2 separate regions of the Homo sapiens genome follow, and region 1 is linked to region 2. The links are chromatin loops, found by intact Hi-C in ENCODE. Cell type or tissue: GM12878. All regions are shown on one strand. Links, peaks and the distances in the headings refer to the core of each region. The heading gives the core; the rest is flanking DNA. Region 1 holds the start of TCL1B (TCL1 family AKT coactivator B). Region 2 holds the start of LOC105370644 (a long non-coding RNA gene).

Region 1 (15,609 bases), core at 3,188-11,187, 91 kb before region 2:
TGCTGAGAGCCACCTCCACCACTCAGTGAAACCGCTGCATTCATCCTTCAAGTTTATGTGTGACCTGATTCTTCCTGGACATTGGACAAAGACCTAGGTCCAGTGAACTGTCTAACACTTAAGTCATCCACGGACAGCAAGGCTAACAGAACGCTGTAACATGTGCCCACTTGGACTCTGGGAGTTGCAGACACCCACCCATAGGTGCTGCCATGGGTCCGGAGCCCAAAAAGTGCTTGCCCTGGCTCCTGCACCTGCCCGTCTGCATGCTCCCCCTCCGGTAAGGGGTTTGAGGATGTGGCGGCTGAACATAAGAGCTATGCCCCTGTCACACATCATGGGACAGGGGTCAGGGAACTCTCCCATTTCACTTTCAAATATTCCAGGTCCCCTTTTTGTTCGGGAGCCAGAGTCTAATGGAGACAGAGATAGAAACCCTGAAATAGGATCCAGGCAATATAAACCTACACGCTGTAAGCCAAGTCAGAGTGAGGCTGATGTGATAACAAAAGTCTGAATACAAGGTGGGAGACAATTATTCTGACTGAAAGGGAGGCAAGAGTTCTGCCATAGGCTTGATGCTGTGTGCCCCTGGCTTCCTAACTCATTTGCAAATGGAAAATACTATTCCATTGTAGGAACCTTCTTTTTCCATGTGTCTGGGGAAGGAGAAAGAATGGCTGGGCTGAATGAATTTATCCCTTGGTCCTCTTCCAACAAAGCTCAGCTATGAAAGATAAATCCAGCTCTCCCCACCCCCTCTCAGTGGAGCTGGGGAGAAATCAAAAGCCCCTCTGCCAATAATGAGACCAAAGTTTGCAAGGGCAGGACGAGCCCGTGCTAACAGAGAAAGTGTTGTTTCCTCAATTTGGTTTTAGACTGTCTTGTCCTATGGGGGAGAAAAGATCTGCCCTTGGGAGAGGTGCCAACTTTATAGATCTATTAATAAAAGAACTGGCAGGCTTACAGTTCTTGCCAATGAGGAAACTTGAATGAGAGAAGCCAGGCTCAACCTTGGCCAACAGACTGGAGCCCATCACCCTAACTTCACCCCGCTTCTCCTTACCCAACCGTCAAAGGCTAGGCAGCACCCACCCAGCAGCTTCCACCTGGCTGAAGCCTGCACCTGCTTCAGACCAAGGGTTAGATGGAAATTTGGCATGGGAAGAGAGGGCTCACCTGTGGGCAGGATAGACTCTATCCAAGAAGGAGAACTGAAAAATGAAAACCTATGAGACAAGGGGTGATCCTGAAGGCAGGCAGGAGAAAGGGCTGGAGGGAGAGGCACTGGGGAATTTTTCCTGGTGAATACTGAAGTTACTAGATGTTTTGTCTTGCAAAACTCAAGGGAAAACTCTCAAACTCTAATGTTTGTCTATTCTGTGTCCAAACTGTCCTTTTGAAACGGACCCACCTTTCAGTAAAGAAACTTGCATTGGCCTGCCCAGCCTGGTGTGTTAGTTCTGTGGAAACTGACTGGCTAGGGTGGCCACGGGAGGAAGAGCCTGGTTCTCCCTCACCAGCTCCTTGTGAAGAAGGGACCTGGTCAATAAGGCAAACGACACCACTTGCCAACATTTGATATTGCCAAGTGCTTTTGTTTGGCACTACTATAGATTTTAAAAATGTATCTCACTTTTAAAATTTGCATTTTCTTGATTACTTGTGAGATTGAACATCTTCTCATACAGCAACTGGCCGTTTTCATCTCCTTTTCTGTGAATTCTAGCTGTTCCCTATTTTTCCAATGGGTTATTCGCTTTACTTACTGATCTGTAAGAGTTCATTACATATACTGGAAACTAATACTTTGCTATATATTGTTACTATCTTCTCTTACTCTGGTCACTTTTAAAACTTCATGTATTGTCATAAGAAGTCATACTTTTCGGTGGCTCATACCTGTAATCCCAGCACTTTGGGAGGCTGAGGCAGGCAGATTACCTGAGGTCGGGAGTTCGAGACCAACCTGACCAACACGGAGAAACCCTGTCTCTACTAAAAATACAAAATTAGCTGGTGTGGTGGCACGTGCCTGTATTCCCAGCTACTCAGGAGGCTGAGACAGGAGAATTGCTTGAACCCGGGAAGCGGAGGTTATGGTGAACCGAGATGGTGTCATTGCACTCCAGCCTGGGCAACAAGAACAAAACTCCATCTCAAAAAAAAAAAAAAAAAAAAAAAAAGTCATACTTTTGCTTTGTTTGTCATCTTTAAGAAGATCATCCCTATCGAAGGTCATAAACATATTCTTAATATTTTCACGTGTTTATTTTCCAAGGTTAGGTCTTAGAAAATTACAAAATAACCATTTGTAATTTCATGTTGTGAAAGGTGGAGGAAAGGAATTTCATCTTCTTGCCCCCAAACCTAAAACCCTTACTTGCATCTGAGCCGATTCTCCTTGTTCCTTTCAGTTACACTGGAAGAAGAGCCCCTCCTTCCTTCAAGCCAAGTCATCCCCTTGGGCTCTCACCACTTCAGTTTATACCTTGCCTGTAGTCCAGTCTCTCCAGCATCAATTCCATCAGCACAAAGACATAATTTAATTCCTTCTACCTTAAAAAAAAAAAAAAAAAAAAAACAGCTCTCCCTCTCTTAGGGTGAGATGAAGTGGTTGGCAACAGGCCAATGCTACTTTCAGAGGCGTTTGAATCAGAGTGACTCCATTTTGAATAGGGGTTGAGTAAAATAAGGCTGAGACCTACTGGGCTGCATTCCCATGAGCTTAGGCATTCTAAGTCACAGGATGAGACAGGAGGTCAGCACAAGATACACGTCACAAAGACCTTGCTGATAAAACAGATTGTGATAAGAAAAGCCAGTCAAAACCCACCAAAACCAAGATGGCGACAAAAGTGATCTCTGGTTGTCCTCACTGCTGATTATTCACTAATTATAAAATTAACATGATAAAAGACACTCCCACCAGCACCGTGACAGTTTACAAATGACATGGACACATCAGGAAGTTACCCTATATGTCTAAAAGGGGAGGAGCCCTCCATTCCAATTGTCCACCCCTTTCCTGGAAAACTCATGAATAATCCACCCCTTGTTTAGCATATAATCAAGAAATAACCATGAAAATAGCCAACCAGCAGCCCTCAGGGCTGCTTTGCCTATGGAGTAGCCATTCTATATTCCTTTACTTTCTTAATAAACTTGCTTTCACTTTAGCCTATGGACTTGCCCCAAATTCTTGCATGAGGTCCAAGAACCTTCTCTTGAGGTCTGGATTGGGACCCCTTTCTGGTAACACTACAGCCACGCTATGGAAAATCTAAATAAAAATAAAGATTGTATTTTCCAAACCATCGGGGAGCTATGGAAGCAACAAGGGCCAGAGGAAGTAAAATTCTGGAGAAGGGAGGACAGCTCAGAGGTGAGCATCTGCAGATGCCTTTCCCTTCCTGTCATTTGATAATCCTGGGCAAAGACTGAAATTGGTGCTGAGTCCAGTCGGGGGATGCTGTGGAGTCATCAAATTAGAGGCTTGGGGGGGCCTCAAACATCCAGCCAGCTTCCTCCTTCAGAGGTGCTGAACTGTGAAGCTGTGTGATGTGAGAGGCTGACAGGCTAAGCTGAAGACCTCAGGAAAGTAGAGTGGAATTTCCCGTGGTCTTTTTTTTTTTTTTTGAGGCAGTGTCTCTTTCTGTCACCCAGGCAGGAATGCAGTGGCAAAATCACAGCTCACTGCAGCCTGGACCTCTCAGGCTCAAGTGATCCTCCCACCTCAGCCCCGGAGTAGCTGGGACCACAGGCACGTGCCACCACTCCCGGGTACTTTTTGTATTTTTTGTAGAGTGGGGTCTCACCGTGTTGCCCAGGCTCCCTGTGGTCTCCTGAGAAGACAAAGGCTCACCAGGGGGTGGAGTTCCTGAGAACAGCTTGGCAGGAGCTGAAAACGCTGGAGAGCAGGTGAACTGACCCCTGCTGTCAGGCATCTGCAGCTGCTTTTTCCTGAGAACATTAGCTGTGAGTTTTGTGCAGCTGGACAAATGTGGAGACTTGAGGGAATCTCAAATGCGTGGCCAGTACCCTCTCTCCACAGGCTTTTTACAATTTGAAGCAGTTCAGGGCAGGATGCTGAAGAGCAAAGCCAAAACCCCCAAAAGGAAAATAATTTCCTGCAGTCTCTTAGTGTCATGAACAAATGTGAACCTGAAAGAGCCAATCTTTCAAGAAAGATCCCTAGGCCGGGCGCGGTGGCTCACGCCTGTAATCCCAGCACTTTGGGAGGCCGAGGCGGGCGGATCACGAGGTCAGGAGATCAAGACCATCCTGGCTAACACGGTGAAACCCCGTCTCTACTAAAAATACAAAAAAATTAGCCGGGCGTGATGGTGGGCGCCTGTAGTCCCAGCTACTCGGGAGGCTGAGGCAGGAGAATGGCGTGAACCCGGGAGGCGGAACTTGCGGTGAGCCGAGATTGCGCCACTGCACTCCAGCCTGGGCGACAGAGCCAGACGCCATCTCAAAAGGAAAAAAAAAAAAAAAAAAGACAGAAAGATCCCCAGTGGCTAACGAGGCCTAAATGTGAAATAGTAAAATACAGCCAAGCAGCCATCTGCTAACTAGAAATCACATAGGTACTCCTGAGTTCCCAGAAATCCAACACCTCTGTTTGACTTGGTGACTTTCAGAGCACGCCTAAACCAACCAATCAGAGCCCACCTGCCTTGACCAATCAAGGCTCAGCTGTATCAACTAATTGGAACTACCTGAGTCTGAATCTCTCATTTGCATAAATGGACCTGATTGGGAACCTGGGTGGAAACTTTTGCTACAGAACCCCAACCCTCCCTTTGTGCTCTGGAACACATCTTGTTTTACACTGAAGGCTGCATCTCCCTGGTTTGCAAACTATTCACTGGAATATAAAGTCTCTTTCCTCCAGTTTCCTTTCCAGAGAATTTTGTTCACAGTGCTGAGACAAAGACCTACCAGACTCTTGATTGAGGGTCATACTCTAAGAGCAGGGCAAACTAGAGATAGATAGGCAATTTTTTTTTTTTTAATATAGGGTCTCACTCTGTCACCCAGGCTGGAGTGCAGTGGCTCAATCTTGACTCACTGCAGCCTTGACCTCCTGGGTTCAAGTGATCCTCCCACCTCAGCCTCAGCTGGAGCTACAGGCATGCACCACTGTACCCAGCTCTTTTTATATTTTTTTGTAGAGATGGGGGTCTCACTGTGTTGCCCAGGCTGGTCTCAAACTCCTGAGCTCAAGCGATCCACCCACCTTGGCTTCCCAAAGTGTGGGGATTACAAAGTGAGCCACTGTGCCTGGCTGGATAGACTGATTCTTATCCAAACTGCATCTTAACCTTGACTCAGTTTAGTCCCTATTGGGATTAAACTGTTTAATACTTCACTCTATCTGCCTAGCAGAGAATAGGGTTAACTCTACTTGGGGGGAAAACGCTAGAGTCTTTCCAGTGCTTTTATACAAAATATTTGGCATTCCTTTAAATATTACTCAAGAGAAAAGACCATTTAACTAAAAACCAAGAGAAAAAGTAGACAATAGAAGGAGGCCCACCAGTAAACCAGAGTTATTAGACAAGAACTTTAAAGTAACCATGATTATGTCCAAAGAAATAGAATGATGGACAAAATGATTAAGAGTGTAGAGATTATCAGATAAAGTTTTAATCTTTAAAAAAAGCATCAAATGGGCATCCTGGAACTAATAAATATAATATTTGCAGCAAAGAAATGAATTGTTTGAGAGCAGATTGGTTATAGCAGATGTCAGCATTAGTGAACTGGAAGATAAACTAATAGAAAACATCAACATTGAAGCTCAGAGAGGAAAAAAAAGGAAACAAAACAAGAACAGAGCATAGAGAGCACGGTACACTTGTTTAAAGGGTCTGACAATGTGTAATTGGAGTCACTGAAAGAGAGGGAAAGGGAGGAAAAGAAAGGATGAGACGGGAATAGTTGAAGATACAATGGCTAAGACATTTCCTCAAATAGTGGATAAACTATTAGAGTTAAGTCAATTTATCTAGGTCTTAGATATAGTGTCAATGCACACAAACCAGTTGCATTTTTTTATAACAGCAACAAACATAATACATAATTTGAAATGACATTTAAAATAGCATCAATCAAATACTTAAGAGTTAATTTAATGAAATCAGAGAGAACAGTTAAAGACAACCCAAAATATGGAAGGATACACTATGCAATTGCTTCGGATCGTAAGTCTTAATATGTTGGAGATGTTAATTCTCTTCAAATATACCTATAGATTCAACACAATCCCAATCAATCTTAGCAGGCTTTTGGAGGTGGGGAGGATTAACAAGCTGATTTTAAAATGCATATGGATATGTAAAGGGAAGAGAATAGCTATATTAGGGTTCTCCAGAGAAACAGAATCTTACAATAAGATATAAAGACCTATTTTAAAGCTATAGTAATTAGCAATGTGGTATCAACACAAGGAGAGACAAACAGACTAATGGAATAGAAAAGTGTCCAGAAACAGACTCATACATAAATGTTCCCAGATTTATGACAGAAGTGATAATACCGTACAGTAGACAAAGCATAGTCTTTTAAATAATTGGCATTAATTGGATATCAACATGGAAAAATTAATCTAAATAAAATCTTTAGAAGAAAATAGTGTACATAAGCAAAACTTTCCTAAACCCTCATTCTTCAGTTCCGTGGTTGGGTTGACTTTCTTTTACCACTTTGCAAGTTTGCTCTGCTCACTGTCTGAAATAAGCAGAGCTGGAACTTGGATGTTCTTGTTTTTGTTATTATCTGCACAATCCCCATCCAGTCTTTTCTCTAGTAGTCATGATCTACTTGATACTAAGCCACTCTTTGGTTTTATCATTAGTTCTAACATTAAGTGCATACTTATGTCACTCCTTGTCTCAAACACTCATTGCTCATCATTCAAAACCAGCTGCTGGGACTGGCGTGTTTGATGCTTACAATGGAGCATCAATACCACCCCTGCCCCCACCACCACCACATTCTTATTCTTTATCATATGAGCTTGGATAATCCTCATTATTCCTGATCTCCAGACACACCCTGAATTACCTCTCCTCCAGGTCTACTCATGCTGCTTACTCGGTGGGACAACTTTGCCAGTTCCATCTAAACCATGCCCTGTCTAGGCTGTCTGCCTTTGGCATCTTGTCTGCCCTGCCATTTTGGCCCAGTACCTAGGAGGAGCTGAACAGAAATGTGCAGAGGTATCAGTGACTCTTACCCAGCCTTCCAAGCCCTGCACAGCGCCTCCTTGTTTGTGGTCTGGAATCCTTCCGGCAAGTGGGTGTCCAGCCTCAACGTCCCCAGGGCTTGGGGCTTGTGAAGGGCTCCCTCTGCTGGAGGAGGAGAGCATTGGGCCCAGGCATGAGTGCACCATCAGTACCAGGCAATCCTGGGAGCAATTCTGGAGAGATCAAAGTGGTTCTCAAAGACATTGGTGACACCTACCCCGGAGAGTGAATCCTTCAGGTCACAGGTACCAGAGATGGACAACTTGGCCAGAAGACATAGCCTTATCTCACTTATCTCAGACATGACATGGACAAAGACCAGCTGAAGGACCAGGAACCAAACTGTTGTCACCTGCAGCTCCGTGGCTTTTTTCATACCAGGTCCAAGGGTTGAGGGATGGGAGACCTGGCCAAAGAGGGTGATCGGTGAAGCAATCTATTTTCCACCTTGAGGCTAACTGGTAGTTATTTCTTTCTGCCTATGGAGACCTCTGCTTACCTTCTGACCACCCACTCATGGCAAGGTGTTCTCAGTCTCCATCTTCAGACCCCACCACCATTTCTACAGTAGCCACTGTGGATCTCCCTACTCCAGGTTCTGCCTCTTCCATGTAATGAGCCAAACTTGGCCAAGGCAGTCAACAAGCAGCATGCATGTTAGAGCCAGGAACAGCTGGGTCCATATCCTTCCTCTGCTACCCACTTCATTCAGGTTGCTAAGCCACTCAAGCCTCTGATACTTCATCTATGAAATGGGGGTGACGGTCTCTAGTTTATGGAGTTGTTGGGAGGTGTTAGTGAGATACCCTATGAAAAATGCCTGACATGGCATAGGGGCTCCCCACATATTAGGCAACCTTTACCTCCAACCCCACTGACAGCCACACACCTGCCCATCAGGGAGTGAGGTTGAGAATATCAAAATATATATTTGCAACAGAAAATGATAGAGATAAATAGCAATTGCATTGGGGTTACAAGGGTAGGAATGATGGATTCTGCCTGGGAGAGGGAACTAGTCTGAGAACATAACTATTGACCAGGGTATTTCAAGTATTCACTATGTGTCAGGCTTTAACACTATACACACAGCCTCATCTGATCCTCAGAGGAGTCCCATAGGGTAGGTACCTACAGCAAACAGGCTTCAGGGGGGCCCAGGAGACCAGGGGTCCCCATGATCCCTGCCTCCTGGTATTCATAACCTTGAGTAAGGATAGGACCTACCCCTGACCAATGGAATATGGCAAAGGTGACACACGTACGTGATTCCATGTATGGATCACATTATATGAGACTGTGATGTCCCTTGTCTTCCTGGCCCACTCCATTCCCACCCCAAGTGTTGGTTCCTTGGAAAAACACTGGGGATGGAGGTGGAATTGCTGTGAAAACAAGACTCAGTCCTCCACAGAAGCTGCCCAGGGAGTTCTTCAAAAGTGGTTATCCTACCTGCCATTTACACTGGATCAGGACTGTCCAGAAATCATTTTCACATCTCCCCAGCAGAATGGCATCATCTCAATACTAATCTTCACTTGAACTAGAAGAATCATGCTTGTGGTTTTCAAAAGGAAAAGGTTCCTATTCATGGTGCATTTAGAAGCAGCCCAGGGTGCTTATAGAACGGACCTGCTTCTTGCTATGTTCTTGAGCTTCTGAGGCCTCTTGACAAAGTCGAGCAAGTAAGACGACCAGGCCAAGTGGGCACTCTGGGCCCCATGGCCAAGGATGGGCTGGCCAGGTGGCCACGTGGCCTCCGGTGGCCTTGTTTCTGTGGGCTTTATCTGATCCTGAGCTCAGATGCTGATAGTGCACTGGCTTATTTTCTAAGGAGAGGGAGCTTGATTTGTGCAGGATGCGCCTTCACCAGATACCTCCAGGGGCAAGAGTCCACTGAGGTTACAGCGCCCCCCGCCCCCCATGCCTCTAAGCTCTAAGCTCAGAGAAGGGTCCCTGACACAGAGTCCTGTTAAAGGAATGGCCACAGGGATAGGAGAGACCAGGGTCGTGCATGCCAGCTCAGGATCTGGGGCAGGATGGTTGGCAGGGGGTCGTGGGGAGCAAAGGAGGGGAATCACCTGACAGAAAATTGGGCAGGGGTGCTCAGGGAGGAGGCTGCGGAGGGACTGGGACCAGTGGAAGGGAGGTGGAATAGGTCTTAGGAGCCAAATTCCTTGCAGAGGCCTGGGGTGAAGCCTGGGCAGCTCTATCCCCGGGAGCCGCCCTTTTGCCTCCAGCAGCTGCCGGTCCAGCCACAGCCCCTCCAGGAGACCCAGGCCGGGTTCCTAACTCCGCTGCTCTTTGGCCTCGTCCCTGCCTAGCCCCTGCTGCAGGTTGCTTTTTTCCCCCCTCCTCCTCCTCCCTCCTCCCTCCTCCCTCCTCCCCCTTCCTCCTCCTCCCCCTCCTCCCCCGACTGGCCCCGCCCCCACTGCCGGCCCCGCCCCCACTGCCGGCCCGGGCCCCACCCACGCCGGAGCTGCTCCATTTAAGGAGATTGCGCAGCTGGAAAGCTACACGTGTGAGCCTAGAGGCGGGTCCCGGTTGCAGACTTGCCATGGCCTCCGAAGCTTCTGTGCGTCTAGGGGTGCCCCCTGGCCGTCTGTGGATCCAGAGGCCTGGCATCTACGAAGATGAGGAGGGGAGAACCTGGGTGACTGTGGTCGTGCGGTTCAATCCCTCGCGTAGGGAATGGGCCAGGGCCTCCCAGGGCAGCAGAGTGAGTCCTGGGCACGAGGGGAGGCTGTGGGGAGGGCTGCGCACTGACCCCTGCCCGTGTGGGACCGCGGTGGGGGTCAGAGGGGGCCGTTCTCACCCGCACTGGAAAACTCACTTCTGTGCAGGTCTAGGAGCGCAGCAATGTCCATGCCCAGCCCTGGCCCCAGGAACACCCCCCGTAAAGGGACCACAGGCACAAGCTTATCCACATGAGATAATGTGGTCCTGCGTGGTGAAGCCGAGGCTAAGGTAGCTCAGGGCTTAGTGCCATTCCCAGTGCCTGCTGGGAAGGCCCACAAATGGGGCAGCTATTGAGCTGGGCTTTGTGGGATGAGTAGGAGTTCTCCAGGTCTAGAAAGGAGGCAGGAGTAGTATAAGCAAAAGCATTGCAGCCTGGAGGCACCAGGTGGGCCAACAGGATGAACATGACATTGGTGTCAGATTACTGATCTGCAAAATGAGAATAATATACCTCTGTGGCAAGCTAGTCACAGACATGCTCACATACATGGCTCACCGCCTGAATGGCCTGGGGAAGCATTTGACTGATAACAGATTCTGGAAATTAATTCAGGAGGCTTGGGTGGAGTCCTAGATTCTTTACTTTTCAAAAGCTCCCCAGGTGATAATGATAATGACTCAGGAAACGGCTGTAGATGAGGGCTTTAGATCACAGCCAGTCTTTGAGGGATGAAGTAAATACAGTAGCGTTTCTGGTGTGGGTGGCGGTGGGGAATTGATTCCAGGACCGACTGTGGATGCTCAAGTCCCTGATAGAAAATGACCTGGGTAGTAATTACATATAACCTCAGCGCATCCTCTACTATATTTGAAATCAGATTACTAATAACACCTAATGCTACACCTACACATCACTTCAAGCTCTGCTTTTGGGAACTTTGTGGAATTTCTTTTTTTCCCAAAATATTTTTAATCTGAGGTTAGTCGAATTCATGGGTGCAGTATCCATGGAAATGGGGGGCTGGCTGTACCTTAGTGTAATGTGGTAAAAGCATATCCGGATATTTAAAATGCCATTTAGGGCTGGGCGCGGTGGCTCACGCCTGTAATCCCAGCACTTTGGGAGGCCGAGATGGGCTTATCACGAGATCAGGAGATCGAGACCATCCTAGCCAACATGGGGAAACCCCGTCTCTACTAAAAATACAAAAAATTAGCCGGGCGTGGTGGTGGACGCCTGTAGTCCCAGCTACTCGGGAGGCTGAGGCAGGAGAATGGCGTGAACCCGGGAGGCGAAGCTTGTAGTGAGCCGAGATCGCACCACTGCACTCCAGCCTGGGTGACAGAGTGAGACTCCGTCCCAAAAAAAAAAAAAAAAAATGCCGTTTAGGTCTTCGTAAACAATTCACTGCCTGTTTGTTTGTTTTTTGAGAAAGTCTTGCTCTGTTGCGGCTGGAGTGCACTGGTGTGATGTTGGCTCACTGCAACCTCCACCTCCCAGGCTCAAGTGATTCTCATGCCTCAGCCTCCCGAGTAGCTTGGATTACAGGCGATTTTTTTTTACAGTTAATTTTTTTTGTTATTTTCAGGAGAGACAAAGTTTAATCATGTGGGCCAGGCTGGTTTTGAACTCCTGACCTCAAGTGATCTGCCCACCTTGGCCTCCCAAAGTGCTGGGATTACAGGTGAGCCACCTCGCCCAGCCAGTTCACTGACACTTTAAACAATATAACACATTTCCTAAAAAAAGTTCAAATAGGTTATTTCAAAAAATGTTGGTAGAGAACATGGAAAGGCTTTTCTGTACATACACTAAATAAAGCATGCAAAAATTGTGGAGCAAATATTTTAAGTTTTTCAAAAGCCTGAAAAAGTGTTAATGGAGGGCACTGTAAAATGGTGCAGCCACTATGGAAAACAGGATGAGGATTTCTCAAAGAAAGAATTACGGCATAATCCAGCAATGCCGCTTCTGGATATATACCCACAAGACTCTGAAGCCGGAACTTAAGCATGTATTCATACATCCATGTTCACAGCAGTATCATTCATACTAGCCAAAAGGTGGTGGCAGCCCCAGTGTCCATTGATAGATGAATGGGTAAACAACACAAACCATGAAGTATTCACCCTTAAAAGTCAGACACACGGATGAAACTTGGAGCCATTATACTAAATGAAATATGCCAGTCACGGAAGGACAGATTCTCTTGTATGAGGTACTCAGAGTGGTCTCATTCATAAAGTGGAATGGTAGCTGCCAGGGGCTGGAGGGAGTCGAGGATGGGAAGTTAATGTTAGTAACAGGTACGGAGTCTCAGTTTGGGAAGATAAAAAGTTCTGGAGGTGGATAGTGCCGACGGTTCCACATGTCAATGCACTTAATGCCACCAAACTGTACTCTTAAAAACAGTTGGCCGGGTGCGGTGGCTCACGCCTGTAATCCCAGCACTTTGGGGGGCCGAGGCGGGCGGATCACAAGGTCAGGAGATCGAGACCATCCTGGCTAACACGGTGAAACCCCGTCTCTACTAAAAATACAAAAAAATTAGCCGGGTGCGGTGGCAGGCGTCTGTAGTCCCAGCTACTCGGGGGGCTGAGGCAGGAGAATGGCTTGAACCTGGGAGGCAGAGCTTGCAGTGAGCTGAGATCCAGCCACTGCACTCCAGCCTGGGCGACAGAGCAAGACTCCGTCTCAAACAAAACAAAGCAAAACAAAAAAAACAGTTAAGATTTTTTTTTTTTTTAAATGATTCAGTGGAAATAGAATGGATTCTTCAAATAACTTAGCCACGGGTGGGATAAGGGACCTACTTAGTAAGTATTTTTTCCCCTTCTTTCTTAAAAATAGATCGATGTCTTAGGGTGGGAATTAGGCTTCCTGGGCGACACATCTAATGCAAAGATCAGCCACCTTTTTCTGTAAAGGATCTGATGGTAAACATTTTCCACTTGGAGAGCTATGCTCTTGCAGCTACTCAGCTCTGCTATTGCAGTGCAAAAGCAGCTAAAGGCAACGGTAAAGGAATGAGGGAAGGAGCCTTAGTTTATTTACAATAAAGCTTTATTTGCAAAAGCAGATGCAAGCCAGACTTAGTTTGCTGATCTCTGATCTACAGTCAGAATACACAGAGAAGGAGAGATTTTGCCGTATAATTTAAAATACTTCTCTTTGCAAAAGCAGTCCATAAAAAAAGTGAGGACGACAAACTGAGAAAAATTATTCACAACATGTCTGATTGATAGAGCACTAATATTCTTAATTCAAAAAGACATTTTATCACAAAAGAAGACAAATACTTAGAAAATTGTGCAAAAGACTTTCCATTTTGTTGCATAACGTAGGAAGCTTTGGTTTTACTTTTCCTATCATCTTTCTAACTTCCAGTACCAGCCTAATTTTGTTATTTTTATTATTATGTATTTATTTTGAGACAGAGTCTTGCTCTGTCTCCCAGGCTGGAGTGCAGTGACCTGACGATAGCTTACAACAGCCTCTACCTCCCAGGTTCAAGAAATCTTCTCACCTTAGCTTCCCGAGTAGCTGGGACTGTAGGCACATGCCACCATGGCCAGCTAATTTTTTATTTTTTGTAGAGACAGAGTCTCATTATGTTGCCGAGGCTGGTCTTGAACTCGTGGCTTCAAGCAGTCCTCCTGCCTTGGCCTCCCAAAGTGTTGGGATTACAGGCATAAGCCACTGCTCCCAGCCTTATTTCGTATATTTACTATAAGTGTGTGAAGGTCATGATCAGAACTGCCATATATTTTGGCGGGAAAATCTATCACCCTCAGATCCAGAGTCCATGGATATCTTGTTTTTAAAACGAAGATTTAAAAAATTACGGCAATGGCAGAGATGGAGCCCCAAGAGAATACTCAGCTTTAACCCAAGGTGTTGACAGGTTGGAAACAGTGGCTAAATTTGGGGATTGCAGTGGGGCGAGGCAGGGTGCAGGTCAGAGGGGGCCAGAAGGGCCCCAGCCATCCTAGATGGAGCCACAAGTACCAGTGCCAAGGCTCTTGGTCTGGAATTCTGAAAACATTTACCTCTGACCCTGGCAGCCCACTGGCCATTGCTTGTGTGCAGCCCAGTTGGCAGGGAACCCTATCCATGATTTGCCGCCTCTTTTCTGGTCCCTTCAGTATGAACCCAGCATCACAGTGCACTTGTGGCAGATGGCAGTGCATACCCGGGAGCTACTCTCCTCCGGCCAGATGCCCTTCTCCCAGCTGCCCGCCGTGTGGCAGCTCTACCCCGGGAGGAAGTACCGAGCAGCGGATTCCAGTTTCTGGGAAATAGCAGACCATGGCCAGGCAAGTGTGTGGTGGTTCTAGGTGAAAGCGACAGGTGGCCCCTGGTGACTGCCGTGGCCCTCTCTCTTCTGTGCCCCTGGCCCCCTTGGGGTTCTTGTCTGTCCTCTTCCTGTTGCTCAAGTCTTCCTTCAAGGAGGCCTGAGTGTGTGTGGGTGGATCGGTGCATGAGTTCCCATGTGGGATGCAGGCAGAGTGGGTGAGGGAGGGAGGGTTGCCTTCCCTGGGCTAGGGAAATCCACAAGCTGGAGTTCCCACCTGCCTCACCCCTGCCTGCTGCTGCTGCCAGCCTGCATGGGCGGCCGTTAAGGCCAACTGGAAGAGCATCTCCCAGAGGTTCTGATGGCTGCTCCCTCTCCTGCAGATTGACTCTATGGAGCAGCTGGTCCTAACATATCAGCCGGAGAGGAAAGACTGACACTGGGAGTGGCTGGTATGTTGGGGCCCTGTGCGTCTCAGTGTAGGGATCAGACGAAAGTGAGAAGACCTCTCCTCTTTTCAGAAAGACGGCGTGGCCTCCTCCTCCCTGCTGTTTGCTGAGATTTTTCTTACATAGCCACCTGTCACCTCTGTTCCCCAGCCCCTTGGATGTGATGGTACACAGTGGGTGGGCCCCCATAATAAGTTCCTAAAGCATGGGATCTCATCGAATAAGACTCATCATTTAATCCTTGTGAGAATTTTGTGAGGTGTACGTGTTAATGTCCCATTTCACGACGAAAAGACAAGACTCTGGGGATGGGAATGACTTCCTCGAGACCATACAGCCAGGAAATAGCGGTGAATCTAGTGATCTCGGGTCCCTAGATTTAACCATGGCACTGAGGTGCCGTGTGACGGTGGCCTTGGAGGACCCAGCACTGACCCATAGAGGGCTCCTCTCAGATGGGCAGCAGCTTGGAGCAGGCCAGGCAGGGCCTGGGCCATTGGAGGGGCTGGCACTGGACTTGCCTTTGACCCCAGCAGCTTGGATGGGGTGCCGGGCTCCCCCATAGTTCACTGACTGTCTCCTTTGGTCTTCTCGCAGGCCCTGCTGGCCCTGCCTCTTCTGGCCTGGTGTCTCCTCATGCCCCCTCAGTGAGGATCTTCATGTACCTGCTCTTCTGTTTGCACACCCAGCATAGCCTCCTTGCAGGCAGAAGGCAGTAGGGCCCCTGCACACTCAGTTTCTCTCGTTTTCCTTAGTTATCAGTCCTGTCCTGTCCCACTCAGGTCTGTACTTAGGGCAGCTGGCCTGGATGGGCTTCACTGGGGCCCTGTCTGTGTGCTGAGCCAGTTTCCCCTGCTGGCTGCAAGCTGTGGGTTCTTTCTCCTCTGTGCCCCTCATGCTGATCTTCTAGATGCCACTCCCAAATCCCCT
Region 2 (15,609 bases), core at 4,037-12,036:
GAAATTCAGATCCAGGGTCATTTTTCCTGGGAAGCCTTTCTTGTGATGCAGCCCCAGCCTGGGTTTGCTATCTGCTCTTTGGGCCCCACAGTGTTCTTGTCTTACCTGCCTATGAGTACCCACAAGGGATGGCTGCTATCGACTTGGCTGATTCTGCTTTGTTCCCCTCAGGGAAGGGACCTTGACTTCTCATTGATTTGCTATTGTTTCTCCAGCCCCTAGCACAGCCCTTGCTCATAGCAGGCCCTCAGTAAATACATGTCTAATCCATGTCCAAACTCATGAATAAGTGGCACCTGAGACGTCCCCCTGGCCACCCATCATGCATGGTAAGCATCCTCTGACGCTGTCTCATGAACACTCACACCAACTAGGAGGGCACTGATAACTATTGCATTTACCCACCAGGAAACCGAGGCTCAGAGATGTAAGGAACTTGTCTGCCGTTTCTCAGGGCTTTAGTTTATGATGATTCTGCACATCCTCACATTATTCAGAACCTGCTTGTTCAGTTGAGGACATTGAGGCCCAGGGAGAGGCACAAAGTCACACTGTCAACATGCTCTTAGGCAGACTCATACTGCATATGGAACTGGGATGCTTCAGGGATCCCAAAACCCTCGTCTCTCTCCTGCTGGGCTTCTAGTGGGCCATGCCCATGGTCTTGCCTGTGATTGGTTCTCAGAAAATAACGATTAAGTTACACTGATTTGAACCATGATACCAACACCTACTAGTGTGTCTATGAAACTTTCCACTCTTCCAAAACATTCTTGCTCTTACTGTCTTGGATCCATTCATTCTGTCGTCCTTGGACATAGATAAAGTCCAAGGATATCAGCCAAGCATCTTGCAGGGCTGTTTAAATCACTAGATTCTCAACTGCAATTGCATGTGCAAAAGGAGAGGAAATTCCTGACCTTGAAAAATCTGTGTCCACATAATTAATTTTATGTGTCAACTTGATTGGGCCACAGGGTGCCCAGACCTTTGGTCAAATATTATCCTGAGTGCATCCGGGAGGATGTTTCTGGATAACATTTGAATCAGTAGACTTAGTAAAGCAGATAGGGGGTCCTCATCCAATCAACTGATGACCTGAAGAGATAAAAAAGTCTGATTAGGAGGAAACTCCTCCTGCCTGAGTGCTTGGACTGGGACCCTGGTCTTTTTTGCCTTTCTGACTTGAACTGAAACTCAGCTCTTCCTGGGTTTTGCACCTGCCTGTCTTCAGCCTGGAATGACACCATCAGTTCTCTTGATTCTCCAGCTTACCAACTGTAGATCTTGGGACTTCTCAGCCTCTGGACGCATGTGAACTGATTCCTCATAATATTTACACACATATATGTCCTGTTCTGTTTCTCTGGAGAACCCTGACTAATATGTCCATAGAAGGAGATGGTGTCTCCAGTATCAATTAGAGGAACATGTGCTTCTCAGGTGACACCTGACTCCCTGTGCTCCATGATTGCGGTTTACAAAGCGTATCCATGGACATGAAGTTTAATTTACACAAAAAGCTTAGGAAGAAGGAATTGGTATTCTCACATTTACAGATGGGGACATTGAGGCCCAGAAAGCTAAGTTACTTGCCCCTGACTGCATCCATTTTCTAACTCCAGTTCTTTCTGTGCTCTCTTATGGGGTGTGAGCTGGATTCATTGTCTTCCTCACGTGTGGCAGAGCCTCTGGGGAACACAGCCACATCAAGGGTCTTGGTTCAAAAACTGTCCCAAGATGTAGAAGTCTGGTTTTGTACCTGATCCAATGGACGCAGTTCAGCAGGATAGAAAGTTAGGAAACAGTAACCAGAAGGTTGTGGACTGGCTTCAGGGATGCAAAGGTCCTGGGTGACAACATGGCTCAGGATGCAGCTGAACTTGGCTGCTGAGCTAGAGGAGAGTGAAGATCATTCAGCATGGTAGACATGCAAGAGACTGTGGTAGGAAGGGAGAAAGAAATAGGGAATGGTAGGGATGGTAGTGAACAAGAGGGCATGCATGCTCAAAGACATCTTGCCGAGACCAGCTCAGTCCGCATTAGGGAGAGACCCTAACGCAGCGGCGCTAGAGGAATTAAAGACACACACACAGAAGTATAGAGGTGTGATGTGGGAAATCAGGGGTCTCACAGCCTTCAGAGCTGAGAGCCCCGAACAGAGATTTCCCCACATATTTATTAACAGCAAACCAGTCATTAGCATTGTGTCTATAGATATTAAATTAACTAAAAGTATCCCTTAAGGGAAACGAAGGGATGGGCCGAATTAATTGCAGCAGGAGCATGTCCTTAAGACACAGATCACTCAGGCTTTTGTTTGTGGCTTAAGAATGCCTTTCAGCGGTTTTCCACCCTGGGTGGGCCAGATGTTCCTTGCCCTCATTCCCGTAAACCCACAACCTTCCAGCCTGAGCGTTATGGCCATTATGGACATGTTGCATTGCTGCAGAGATTTTATTTATGGCCAGTTTTGGGGCCAGTTTATGGCCAGACTTTGGGGAGCTTGCTCCCAACAACATCCACCTTATTTTATGGAATGAATGCTTGTGTATTAGTCTGTTTTTATACTGCAATAAAAAACTTCTCTGAGACTGGGTAATTTATAAAGAAAGGAGGTTTAATTGACTCAGTTCTGCATGATTGGGGAGGCCTCCAGAAACTTACAATCACAGAGGCAGGTGAAGGAGAAGCAAGTATCTCCTTCACAAGGCAGCAGGAAAGAGAGAGGGAGTGAAGGGGGAAGAGCCTCTAATAAAACCATCAGATCTCATGAGAACTCACTCACTATCACGAGAATAGCATGGAGAAACTGCCCCCATGATCCAGTCACCTCCCACCAGGTCCCTCCCTCGACACGTGGGGAGTGTGGGGATTACAATTCGAGATGAGATTTGGGTGTGGATGCAGAGCCAAACCATATCAGCTTGCATCCCCCCAGAATTCACAGGGCAAAGCCCTGGCCCCCAGTGTGTCTCTATTTGGAAATAGATCCTCTAAGGAAGTAATTAAGGTTAAACAAGGTCATGGGTTGGGGGCCCTAATCTAATAGGATTAGTATCTTTATAAGAAGAGACAGAGCTCATTTATTTTCCCTGTCTCTCTCTCTCTCTCTCTCTCTCTCTCTCTCTCTCTCTCTCTCTCTCTCCCTCCCCCTCCCTCTCCCTCTCCCTCTCCCTCTCCTATTCCTGCGTCCCCTGCATGCACACAGAGAAAAGGCCATGTGAGGACACAGCAAGAAGATGGCCATCTGCAAACTAGAGAGAGCACCCTCAGCAGAAACCAATCCTACTGTCACCCTGGCCTCAGACTTACATCCTCCAGGACTATGAGAAAATAAATCTCTTGCTTAAGCCACTCAATCTGGACTATTTTGTTATGGCAGCCTGAGCTGGCTAATACACATTCCTATTTAAAAACAAATAAATAATGTGTGCAGGGCTGATTCAGCCAGTGGCAGGTTTGCAGCCTGTAATACTCAAAGGCATTCATAGTGCAGCGTTCAGGTGCCAGAGTGCTCTGTAAATAAAGAAGAATGTCTGGGGTTTTGGAGACAACGGCAGGAAGGAACAGCATAGGACTATCTGGCCTGAGGATGTGATCCTGAAAGAACGGGCTTTGTATGTGAAGCTGAAGAAATAATGGTCTAGGAGGAGCAGTGGGGATTAAGAAGAATTTCAGCCTGTGTCTGTCCCTCATGTGAGAAGAAGCCTGTCAGGAAGTGGCACCCTTGGAAGACAGCCAAGCCTCAGCAGGGAGGATGAAGAGAGCTGAATGAGAGGTTCAGGATAGAGAGGTGATATGGTTTGGCTGTGTCCCCACCCAAATCTCATCTTGAATTGTAGCTCCCACAATTCCCACGTGTTGTGGGAGGGACCTGGTGGGAGATCATTGAATCATGGGGCCAGTTTCCCCCATACTGTTCTCGTGGTAGTGAATAAGGCTCATGAGATCTGATGGGTTTATAAGGGGTTTCCACTTTTGTTTGGCTCTCACTCTCTCTTGTCTGCCACCTTGTAAGCTGTGCCTTTCATCTTCCACCAGGATTGTGAGTCTTCCCCAGCCACGTGGAACTGTGAGTCCATTAAACCTCTTTTTCTTTATAAATTACCCAGTTTCAGATATGTCTTTATTAGCAGCATGAGAGCAGAGGGCATTCCTGCTCTACAGCTGGGATTCTGGAATGCACAGTGGGGAAGGGGGCAGGTAGGAGAGCAGAGGAAATTTGGGTCAGGGAGCAACATGAGGTGGTAGAAAAAACTGGGTGCCTGGAGGGGTTTCCACTGGGGATGGTGACCAAGCAGGCAGGGCTGAGAGGCATGGAGAACTGACCTGAGCCCGCGGTGAGTAGGTGATCCTACACCAGGGAGGGGCAGCTTCTCCTCCTCCACTTCTGGAACAGCAATCAGATAGAAGGCCACATTAGGGTCTGGGCCAGGATGGTGTAGGAGGTGGCAGAGTGAACCCAGTGGCAATGCAGGCCTCAAATCCCATCTCTGTAGCACCGATCAGACTCAGGAAGGCCTACGGCTGTGATGGGTCAGGCGTCTGGAGAAAGCAACTCGATTCTAAGGTGCCACCTGGTCTGGGTGAAAGAGAGCAGGTCTGGGTTGGGGAGAGGCAGACTGGAGAGTGGGGCTTGCAGAAGGCAGAGCCCTGATGAACCAGCACCCGAATGAATGGATTCCAGAAAAGAGCTCTAGTTTTATTATTGCTGTCAGTGATTTCCATTTTCATATGTTAATCCCCAATTATGAAACACTTAAAACACACATAGAAAAGTAATTTAATAGCATATTCTCTTTGTCGAAAAACGTTGCAGATGTTATAAAACCTTTGCCTCCGTCTCCCCAGAGGTTGCCTCTGTATCGAAGTTGGCATACAGTCTTCCTGCCCAGACTTTCATGGTTTAAGGATAAATACCTAAACAATTTACAGCACTGTCTTACGTATTTTTAAATGCACGTACATAGTTTCAAACTGCATATACCCTTATAAGTTTTTAAAATCAATGTGCACATACAAATAACCACTGGCAGGCCCAGGGTTTTTTTTTTTTTGAGACGGATTCTCGCTCTGTCGCCCAGGCTGGAGTGCAGTGGCGCTATCTTGGCTCACTGCAAGCTCTGCCTCCCGGGTTCATGCCATTCTCCTGCCTCAGTCTCTCGAGTAGCTGGGACTGCAGGCGCCCGCCACCACGCCCGGCTAATTTTTTTTTTTTTGTATTTTTAATAGAGGCAGGGTTTCACCATGTTAGCCAGGATGGTCTCGATTTCCTGACCTCATGATCCGCCTGCCTCGGCCTCCCAAAGTGCTGGGATTACAGGCGTGAGCCACCGCACCCGGCCACCCAGGGGGTTTTATAGGTGAATGTTTACAGTATTGCAAGGACTAGGAAATCCCTCATTGATACCAGTCCTGCCAGTCTTGTCAATATAACATCGAGACCTGAGCAGTCTCCCAGGCTGTCCCCTTTGACATTAGAGATGTCTCCAATTACTGAAAAAGCAACGCTCAAGACCTGTCCCAACACAATCGCATTAGGTTAGTACGATTCCTGACTCGAGATCATTATCTAAGCTGTTTCCTCTTCCAGGAACACTTTTTCTGCCATCTGTATCTGGTGAACTTGCCTGTGAAGGACTGTGTCCCTTTCTCATAAATCTCCCTGTCTCCTCTGCTCTTGCCTCATGAGCAAAACGGAACCCTCCTGGGCATGGGGCTCCTGGGATGAGGAATAGAGAGCATTTCTTTCTGGGTTCTTTCCTTGGCATTACCAGGAGAACGTAGGTTCCACAAAGGCCACAGTGGTCCCATTTTCTGAAGGTCAGGGACAACTCCAGGAAAGTGTCTGACTTCGAGTTCTGCCTTTGGACACTTTGTTAGACACTTTGTTAACTGCAGAGTGCCTCAGCGGGACACCCGTCCAAGGTGAGTGGCATCTTCCCTTCTTAATTGCTTCCTGCAGGCTTTTCTTAACTAGGGCTGCAGACAGATACAGACAACAGCTTCTTGACACCGCATCAGACCCACTGAAGTAGTGGGTGACAGACAGACCCAGTTAGATCATGGTATTTTTAGACCCCAGCTTGCTGGAAACCTTTCCCCCTCAACCCCCAGTTGTGATGTGTTTCTGATAACCTCTGTTCACGCTGAAGGACTAAAGTGTCTATATCTGTGTGTGGAAAAAACAGAACATTGAACCCAAAGGAAGTTTCTAGGCCATCTTCTTCCACTCTCAGACATCTCAGGTGAGAAAACTGAGCTCAGAGAGGCCTCCTCCCACCAGCCACCTTCCATCCCAATTGCCTGCTTGGTCAACAGAGTGATCTTTCAAAATACAACACTGGCCCTGTCAGCTCCCTGCTTAAAATCCTTCAAAAGTTCTCTTTTGCCATCTGGATGAAGTAGGGCCTCTGCTCTCAGTACAAAAGGCCCTTATCTGGTCCGTGCATGAATACTTTGCACACTAACTGCCCTTAGTGCACTTCTTCAAGCAAGACGCACGCCTCCAAGCCTCCCTGCGTTTGCTCTTGCTGGTCCTCCTGCCAGGGACTCCATCCCTGCACCTGTTCATTCACCCATCCTTTCAGACAAAGCTTGAAGGCCACCTCTTCCTAGAGCTGTTTCCTGACCGCATCTCCTGGGATGAATTGGGTGCTCCTTCTCTGTGCCTCTGTGCCATTTGACACAGTCTGTATGATGGCTCTGGTGTTGAAATGTCTGTTTCATGCCTATCATACCCCTTTTATCTCTGAGCTCTCTAAGGACAAGGACTTGACTTTTCAACTCAAATATTCCTGTGCTTTTGGCATACTTCACACTCAGAAAAAGTTTGTCCAATAAATGAAATGAGTGGGTGAATGAATGAGGAAACCCCTTGTTCAAGGTTTTATACAGGTGAGCACAGAATCAGGATTTCCAGGCCAGTGTGAGTCCCACCATCTTTAATGCCTGATTAAAATATACGCTAACTCTGCCAATAAAATTATGCCATTGAATGCCTTACTGGGATTGTACCTACATCTTCGAAATACAGAAAAGGCTTTTTAGCCCTAACAAAGCTGTCTTACTGCCCCAGCTTGGCTGGGAGCTCAGCTGTGGAAAGTCGGCAGCTTCAACTGAGGCCATTAAACCGGGCATTACCTGAAGCCACGTGCCGGATAGCATCAGTCACTCAGCTGGTTTTCAAGCTTTAAGGACAGAAATCGCGTTATCTTTATGAACCTCAGAGCAGTGCACCCTCTGTTGGTCATATCTGGAATTGCACAGGGTCAAGGTTTGATCCTGTATTTGGTCCGGGACACAGCAGTTCTGTGAAATCATCCACTCGCTCACTCAATTCATTTTCTCGTTCATCCATCTTATAGACATCCATTGAGTGAGTTCCATATTCCCGCCATGGTACCACGGGTGGGTGTAAATGGTGAATGAGAAAGTCACAGCCCTCCATTAATGGTGTTGATAATCTGGCAGGGAAAGCAAAAATTCAACAATCTATTTCAAGAGTAGTGAGTGCTCTTCTAAGTGGAAATTCAGGATGCTAACAGGACACTAACAGGGAAATTCGGGACGCTAACAGGGCCTGGAGAGCTCACCTGGGCGGTGTGGGAAGGTGGGCGGCGAGGAAGAAGTAACGCCTATCCACCCCACCTCATACTCATCTAGCGGCTGTTACATGCCAGACATTGCGATGGTTCTGGGAGACAAAAACCAGAGTCTAGTGGCGGAAGGAGGGCAGGAGACCCCAAGGCAATTATGACAGCAGCGGCAACAAAACAACAGCTATTACGCATTGCGCAGCTTTAACTCATAAGACTCCTGTGCTGTAGATGTAGGTCTACACCGCGGACGTTGGTCTGTCTGCATGACGTAGATATTATGACCTTTTTTTTTTTTTTAAGACGGAGTTTTGCTCTTGTTACCCAGGCTGGAGTGCAACGGCACAATCTCAGCTCACTGCAACCTCCGCCTCCCAGGTTCAATCGATTCTCCTGCCTCAGCCTCCTGAGTAGCTGGGATTACAGGCATGAGCCACCATGCCTGGCTAATTTTTTGTATTTTCAGTAGAGATGGGGTTTCTCCATGTTGGTCAGGCTGGTCGCGAACTCCCAACCTTAGGTGATCCACCTGCCTCGGCCTCCCAAAGTGCTGGGATTACAGGCATGAGTCACCGCGCCCGGCCTATTATGGTCCTTTTTGAGGGGAAAGAAATTGAACCTCCTGGTTGATTCCACCACATTATGCCCCTCTCACTACATTATCCAGCCTCTCCAACCTGAGTAAGTTCAAAATAGAAGTACATCCGGGGCACGATCTTCACCAAACCCCATGCTCTGGGGACTGCCATGACTCTGCAGGTGAGAGACCCAAGACATGGTGAGGTCAAGAGCCTTGCGCCAGGTCCCCCAGCTGTCAGGAGAGAGCTGGTCTAGAGTGAATGGTCAGGAAAGAGAGCTGTGCAGTCTCACTACCTGACACTCGCCAGGTATGTTAGTTCGTTGTGGCATTGCTATAAAGAAATACCTGAGACTGGATAATGTATGAGAAAAGAGGTTTGGTTGGCTCATGGTTCTGCAGGCTGTACAGGAAGCATGGCAGCTTCTGCTTCTGGGGAGGCCTCAGGAAGTTTCCAATCATGGCAGAAGGCAAAGGTGGGGTAGGCACATCACATTGCGAAAGCAGGAGCAAGGGAGGTGAGGGAAGGTGCCACACGTATTTAAATAACCAGATCTCATGAGAACTCACTCACTGTCGCGAGGACAGTACCACAGGGGATGGTACTAAACTATTCATGAGAAATCTGCCCCGATGACCCAATCCCCTCCCACCAGGCCCTACCTTCAACATTGGGGGTTACATTTCAATATGAGATTTGGGTGGGGACACACATTCCAAATTATATCACCTGGCGTGTGACCTTTGGGCCAGTGACATTTTCTGTGCCTCAGTTTCTCCACTACCTACCTCATGAAATGGTCTTGAGGAAACAAAACAATACACTTTTAGAGTCTGGCACATTCAGCCTTCAATATGTGTTATTCATTATTATCATTACTAGCTCTTATAGGGGGGATATTTTTCCCCTACTCCTTATGTTTCCATGTGGAAGGACCTCCACTAGGGCGACACCCTTGGTCTCTTTCTGCCACACACTCTTCACCTTACTCACACCTTCCCAAGAAAGGTGGCAGCATTTACCGAACTGGTGAGCCTGGGAGAAGGAACTGGGCATGTTGGGATCAGCCCTTTCTGGGTCCTCTTTTAGAGCTGGGTAGGCACAGGTGTCTGATTCAGAGGTAAAATTTTAGGGACCCATGCAACTAAGCCACTTGCCCCAACCTTACTTTTTTCAACGGAGGTTTTGTCTCCCCCGTCTGCCTGATGCCTCTGCCCTTTTCCTGTCATTTATCCTGAACATGGGTGGGGAAGAGAAACTCCAACATTAGCCAGAAGTGATACCCAGTTTCCTTTCTGCAATTTCTCATTGTGCTTTTGCTGCTTCTAAGGGTTTTGTGTCTCTGGGGTAGAAAAGGAAGAAAACCTTTTTCAGGCTGAAGATCTACAGAAGTCTGGACTTGGACTTAGAGTAGACCTTGAGAGCCTGGACATGACTGGCAGTAAACAGCCCAAGGCTGTAATTCCTCAGAGGATGGAACTGGGATCCCAGAAAGGCAGGTGGTGAAGAGTGAAGCTGAATGCAGCTCACAGATCCTGCCTGCCAGGCCGGGCCTTTCCCCAGAGGTGCTTCCCTCGACCACCTGGGGGGCTGCAGGCTTTCCTTGGCTTTAATTGGTGGATGGCTCACCTGGCGTCAGACATTCAAACAATTATTAGGTAATTAATGAGAAAGGGGTACTAGTTGTGAGAATGAGTAAGATGGGGAAGGCAGGGGCCTCAGTCTCCAGGGGTCCAGCTCCCCCAGCCCAGGCCCTGGTGTGCAGGGCACAGCCTTGCCTGCTGTGCACAAAAGGAGGTAAGGCCCTCATTGCTATTCAAGCTGTGTTCCTCTCAGTCTCTCATGATGAAATCCCTGTATAGAAAGCGAAATGGATCTCTGGCTGATCTGAGGCTCCCAGCCCAGGCCTACCTTGCACCTGACACCAGTCTCAGGGAGTGTGTGGGTGGCACGGCTGCTCTCCTGACAGAAGAGCCCTCCTGAGTCTGGCCCCCATCTACTCTCCAGCTGCTTGCCTGGGCCCTGTGCTCCTGCCCACTGCACAGCAGACGTGGGCACCACCAGGGCTCTGCCGCTTTGCTATGCTCTTCTCTCTGTCTGGAGTGCCCTTCCTCCCCCTGGGCCTGGAGAACTTAGAATTCACCACCAAGGCTCAATGCAAATGTCATCTTTTTTATAAAAACATTTCTATCCTTCCTTTGTGGTTCTCCAGCAAGCCTCTAGTATAACAGTTTTCATTTCGTTGAAGACTCTAAGGCTCCTGACCCTATTTAGCTACAAGTGTGTTTTGTTTGGCCAGCATTGTGATTTTAGAAAACTTAAAAGTAGGTAGAGCTTGTACACTCCAGTTCACCACAGAACCACCACTGCCCTGTTGTATTACACCATGCCTATCAGGTATTTTGATTTTTCGCCTTGACCCTGAAGGCTTTTGAGTTTGCATCCCTGTTGAAGAGCCTGGCTCCAGAAGATACAGTTTTGAAGGAGGTTGTTCATAGAGGTATACTCCTGTATATTAGGGTTCTCCACAGGAAGAGAACCAACATGGATATGTATTAGAAAAGAAGTGTGTGTGTGTATATATATATGTGTGTGTGTATGCATATTGTGTGTATATATATACACATATATATGAATTAGATAACTAATGGGAATTTATATTTATATATACATATATACATGAGTTAGGTAATTAATGGGAATATATATATATGTGTGCATATATATATGTGTGCATATATATATACACACATACATACATGGCTCACATGATTATGGAGGGACAAGACCCAAGATCTTAAATTGGCAAACTGGAGACCCAGGAGAGCTGATGGTGTAGTTCCAGTCTGAATCGGAAGGCCTGGAAACCAGGAGGGCTGATGAGTCCAAAGACCTGTAGGCTTAAGACCAGGAAGAGTCAATACTTCAGTTTGAGTTCAAAGACAGGAAAAACACAATGTCTTAACTCTAAGGAAGTCAGGCAGGAGGAGCTCCCTCTTACTCTCAGGCACGTCAGCCCTTTGGTTCTATTCAGGCCTTTGACTGGTTGGATGAGGCCCACCATATTGGGAGGGCAATCTAGTATACTCCATCTACCAATTCAATTGCTGTTGTCATCCAGAGACACACTTACAAACACACCCAGAACAAACACACCCAGAATAATGTTCAACCAATGTCTGGACACCCGGTGGACCAATCATGTTGACACATAAAATTAACTGTCACATCCCCTGAGATTCCTGATATGGTTTTGCTGTGTACCCCCCCCAAAAAATATCATCCTGAATTGTAATCCTCATAATCCCCTCATGGCAAGGGCGGGACCAGGTGGAGGTAATCAGATCATGGGGGCAGTTTTTCCCATGCTGTTCTTGTGACAGTGAGTGAGTCCCATGAGATCTCATGGTTTTATGTGTCTGGCATTTCCCCTGCTTGCACTCACTCCATCCTGCCACCCTGTGAAGAAGGTGCCTGCTTCTCCTTTGCCTTCTGCCATGATTGTAAGTTTCCTGAGGCCTCCCCAACAATGTGGAACTGTGAGTCAATTAAACCTCTTTCCTTTATAAATTACCCAGTCTTGGGTATTTCTTCATAGCAGTGTGAAAAAGGACTAATACAATTCCCATCTCCTGGTTATTCAAGCAAACATGAGTCTAGGTATTGTTGTGAGGGAATTTTGCAGATGTAAATGAGATTAGAAATTTGAAGACAGGGAGATTATTCTGAAGACAGGGAGATTATTCTTTCCCAAGCTAACCACATGAGCCCATAAAAGCAGAGAACCTTCTCTGGCTGGAGACACAGGTGCAGCAGAAAGAGAAGAGAGAGCCTAGGCCTGAGGACTTGGCACATCGTGGCTGGTTCTGAGGTGCAAGTGGCCACCACATGCAAGGCCTGGGGAGAGGCCTGTGGGAGCTGAGGGAGACCCCCAGTCATGGTCAACAAAGAAATGGGGCCTCAGTTCTACCACAGCAAAGGAACTGAGTCAGGTCAACAACCTGAATAAGTGCAGTAGTGGGTTCTTCCCCAGGGACTCCAGTAAGGAATGCAGCCCTGATGGCCCTTGATTTTAGCTCAGTGTTAGATTTCTAACCAGCAGAAATTGTGAGATAATAAATTTGTGTTATTTTAAGTTGCTCTGTGGTAATTTGTTACGAAAATAGAAAATGGATACAGGGAAAGTCCATGCCTTTTTCGTTTTTAGCTTCCCTCCCACCTTCTCAAAGTCTGGCACATAGTAGGTGCTTGCCATGTGTTTGCCAACTGACTGAGAGGCAAATCACAAGGGATGAAACTTAGCCCTGCTTCCCCTCAGAGAACAGACCTTATGATTTCTATTTCTGACTGTATGTGCGGCTCAGGATAGGAGAAGCTGATTGACAGCAAGTTGACGGACAGCCCAATTTAAATCTCCAGTCAGGAAAAACTTGGGTGAATCATTGTTTTCTGCAAAAAATGACACTTCAGTATGTATGTTCCATAATTTGTGGAGATGGGTTCCAGTTTAAAGAGTTCCTTAGTGAAGAAAAAAAAACCATGATTTATCTTCCTAAAGCTTTCTTTTTCTTCTCCTGATGATGACAAATGTCTGCAGCCCCCTCAGGGGATGATGGGATGAAACGCACACCATTGGTCATTGTGACAGAACAGCCTGGACCCCCCAGAAACTTATGGTTTAGGAAGAATGGCATGATGCCCACAAGCAACTGTAGCACAGCACAGAGATGCTGTAGGATGGAGAACAGCAGAGCAGGGAGCACGGGACAGCAGAGAACATCCTGAAACAGGAGACAGAAAACCTGGTGTCCACTCCTCTCTTTGTTGCATAACCTGAGTCTCAGTTCCCTTTTTAAATGAACCTCCTCTGTTTCTTTCAAGCTCTGGGATCAGAAAATATTACCTATGCCAAAGAGTTCTGACCTTGACTCTACTGAGGCCCCAGGAAGGCTCAATCTGACAATATGGTACCTATTCATATGTTATTTTAGCCATAACAGCATGTATGCATGTATATTGGAATATTACAAACATGAATTATAAGCTAAAAAAAATTCAAGAATAGGCCGGGCATGGTGGCTCACGCCTGTAATCCTAGAACTTTGGGAGGCCAAGGCGGGTGGATCACGAAGTCAGGAGATCGAGACCATCCTGGCTAACATGGTGAAACCCTGTCTCTACTAAAAATACAAAAAATTAGCTGGGCATGGTGGCGGGCACCTGTAGTCCCAGCTACTTGGGAGGCTGAGGCAGGAGAATGGCGTGAACCTGGGAGGTGGAGCTTGCGGTGAGCCGAGATCGCGCCACTGCACTCTAGCCTGGGCGACAGAGCAAGACTCCATCTCAAAACAAAACAAAAACAAAAACAACAACAAGAACAAAAATTCAAGAATACAGAAACATCAATAGATATTTCCCTATCACCTCCAAAATCTAACTGGAAAAGACTCTACACATCAACCAGCCAGTGGTTTTCTAACAACAACATTTAATGTTGAGAAACCCCTTCATCCGGTCATCACCCAGCAGCATTCCCACAAGCACTGAGGAAGAAATGCCTCAAGCTCTGAGGGGCACACTCTGAAAATCTCTGGTGTAGCCTATTTTGAAGAGAAAGAAACAGGCCTACAGAAGGTCAAATGATTTGTACAAGGTGAATGGCTTAGTCAGGGCTTGGACCCTGTGTACTTGACCCCAAGACCAGTGTCCAATCCATGACACTACTTCCCACCATCACACACAACGAGGAAGATAAGAGTGTTGGGTAGGACAGCAACTCAATTTTCACGCTCCTTTTCCCTTTATTCACAGGCAGAAAGAGACAGATGAAAATGTGGACTAGGTTTATTATCCCTCAGCATATGTTGGTTTTAATAAGTGTGTTCTTTGTAGATTCATTAATCCACTGTTAGAAACCGAAAATGAGTATTTCAGATGCTTAATGTGATGTCCTAGATGCTCTGAGACTCAAGTCCCCTCCAGAGAGAGTGTTCTTTAATCTTCCTAAATGGTCCGTAATGAAACCTGTGGGTCTGTAATAGGGAATATAGTCCGTTATGACTTATTGACAAGATTTTCTAAAAAAAAAAAACCTCATTAAAAAAGTATCCCAAATGATATCACTGAGGCTTAGTCTCTTTATTCCATGATGACATTTTGAAATGTAACTTTAAATGGTTCCTCCTTTATATATATACATATATAAACAAACAAGAGGGATTTTGACAAAATAGCAATGATCTGATTTTAACGTATATTTTAGCAATACAATTTAAATTATCTGTAATGGTTTATAATTAAATCCTATATACTGTTAGAATTGTGATGAACCTTAGATATTACATAATTTGCATCTGTTTTTAGAAAAGAAGATCCCGAGACAGCAAATCACCTTTCCAGCGTTGTACTGCAAGTTTGAGATATACCCAAAACAAAAATTCAGCTCTCCTGATATGCAGACCTAGGTTGTACTGCAAGTTTGGGATATAACCAAAACAAAAATTCAGCTCTCCTGACATGCAGACCTATGTGTCATTCATGAAGCTATGCTTCAGAACTGGCCCAGTGCAATTCTAACTTCACTGTGGTAAAATTACAGCTTTTCAATAGTAATAAGAAAAAGGAAATTCTTTATTTAAGAAAATAAGAAAAAGGCACCCAGGGGAGCAGTGAGGAGCATAGCCTTTGTCATAAGACCCTATAATCTCGGGGCAGTTACCTACCTCTTGAAGTCTAGCCTTTCTCATTTGTAGAATGGGGACAAGTTGTCCAACATGGTAGGACTATTGTGAGAATTAAGTGGTCCAAGGTAGGTAAAGCATACAGCACTTGGCATAGTAAGCATTATTTATTATTATTATTACCTTGTGAATTTTTATATATGGTCATATATTGTATACATGAACGCCTTCAGAGAAACTTGCTTCTCTCTGCTCCAGTTTATGGCAAACTCCTATTTCTTAACCTGTCAAATCTTGGATTTTTTAAACTCTGAGAAAAGCATATATTCCCTTATCTCCCAAGATATACACCCTGTCAGTGAATTATTTTCTGTGTTTGAAATTGGAGGCTAAAAGCTATTTCTAAAGGAGCAGAAGAGTTGGCCAACTCACTTCAGCAAACATTTACGCAACACCTCTCTTCCATTAGGCTGCGTAAAATGCAGAGACAGAAACAGATGTGATTCCTGCCCTCCAGGGGCTCCCAAACTGGTGGTAAAGACAGACATCTTCAAGTGTCTCTAATATAGGCATTAATACAAGTGTTCCTCTAGAAGGACAAATAAAGCAATGTAGAACGAGGATGTTATGAAGTGAGAGGAATTATTCTGACTAGGACATACAGAAAGATCTTTGAGGAATATAATTTGATTTAACTCTTAAAGGGATGGTAGGTCTTGAACAGGAATTGCAGTAGGCAGCTTTTAAGAT

What was found. Peaks named below come from ENCODE experiments on the same cell type or tissue, not always from the same donor. Only the 100,000 strongest peaks of a DNase experiment are listed, where the experiment ranks them.
Region 1: a loop joins it to region 2, with 7 times the contacts of the local background. A loop is called at or near these places in 3 of 110 quality-filtered maps.

The regions. Positions count from the first base shown.
Region 1 is chr14:95,676,655-95,692,263 of GRCh38, forward strand. It overlaps TCL1B (TCL1 family AKT coactivator B), which reads left to right and starts at 9,772. Exons shown (of 4, transcript NM_004918.4): 1 at 9,772-9,975; 2 at 14,082-14,252; 3 at 14,614-14,682; 4 at 15,277-15,609. The coding sequence starts at 9,814. The coding sequence ends at 14,667. In GM12878, for the core only: CTCF peaks have their summits at 3,935 (motif pointing left) and 7,364 (motif pointing left); no DNase peak of the experiment used is centred there.
Region 2 is chr14:95,767,268-95,782,876 of GRCh38, forward strand. It overlaps LOC105370644 (a long non-coding RNA gene), which reads right to left and starts at 7,687. Exons shown (of 3, transcript XR_944178.2): 1 at 7,599-7,687; 2 at 7,147-7,469; 3 at 4,304-4,585. RefSeq lists a silencer at 3,650-3,833. In GM12878, for the core only: a CTCF peak has its summit at 7,254 (motif pointing left); DNase peaks (open chromatin) are centred at 6,968 and 7,214.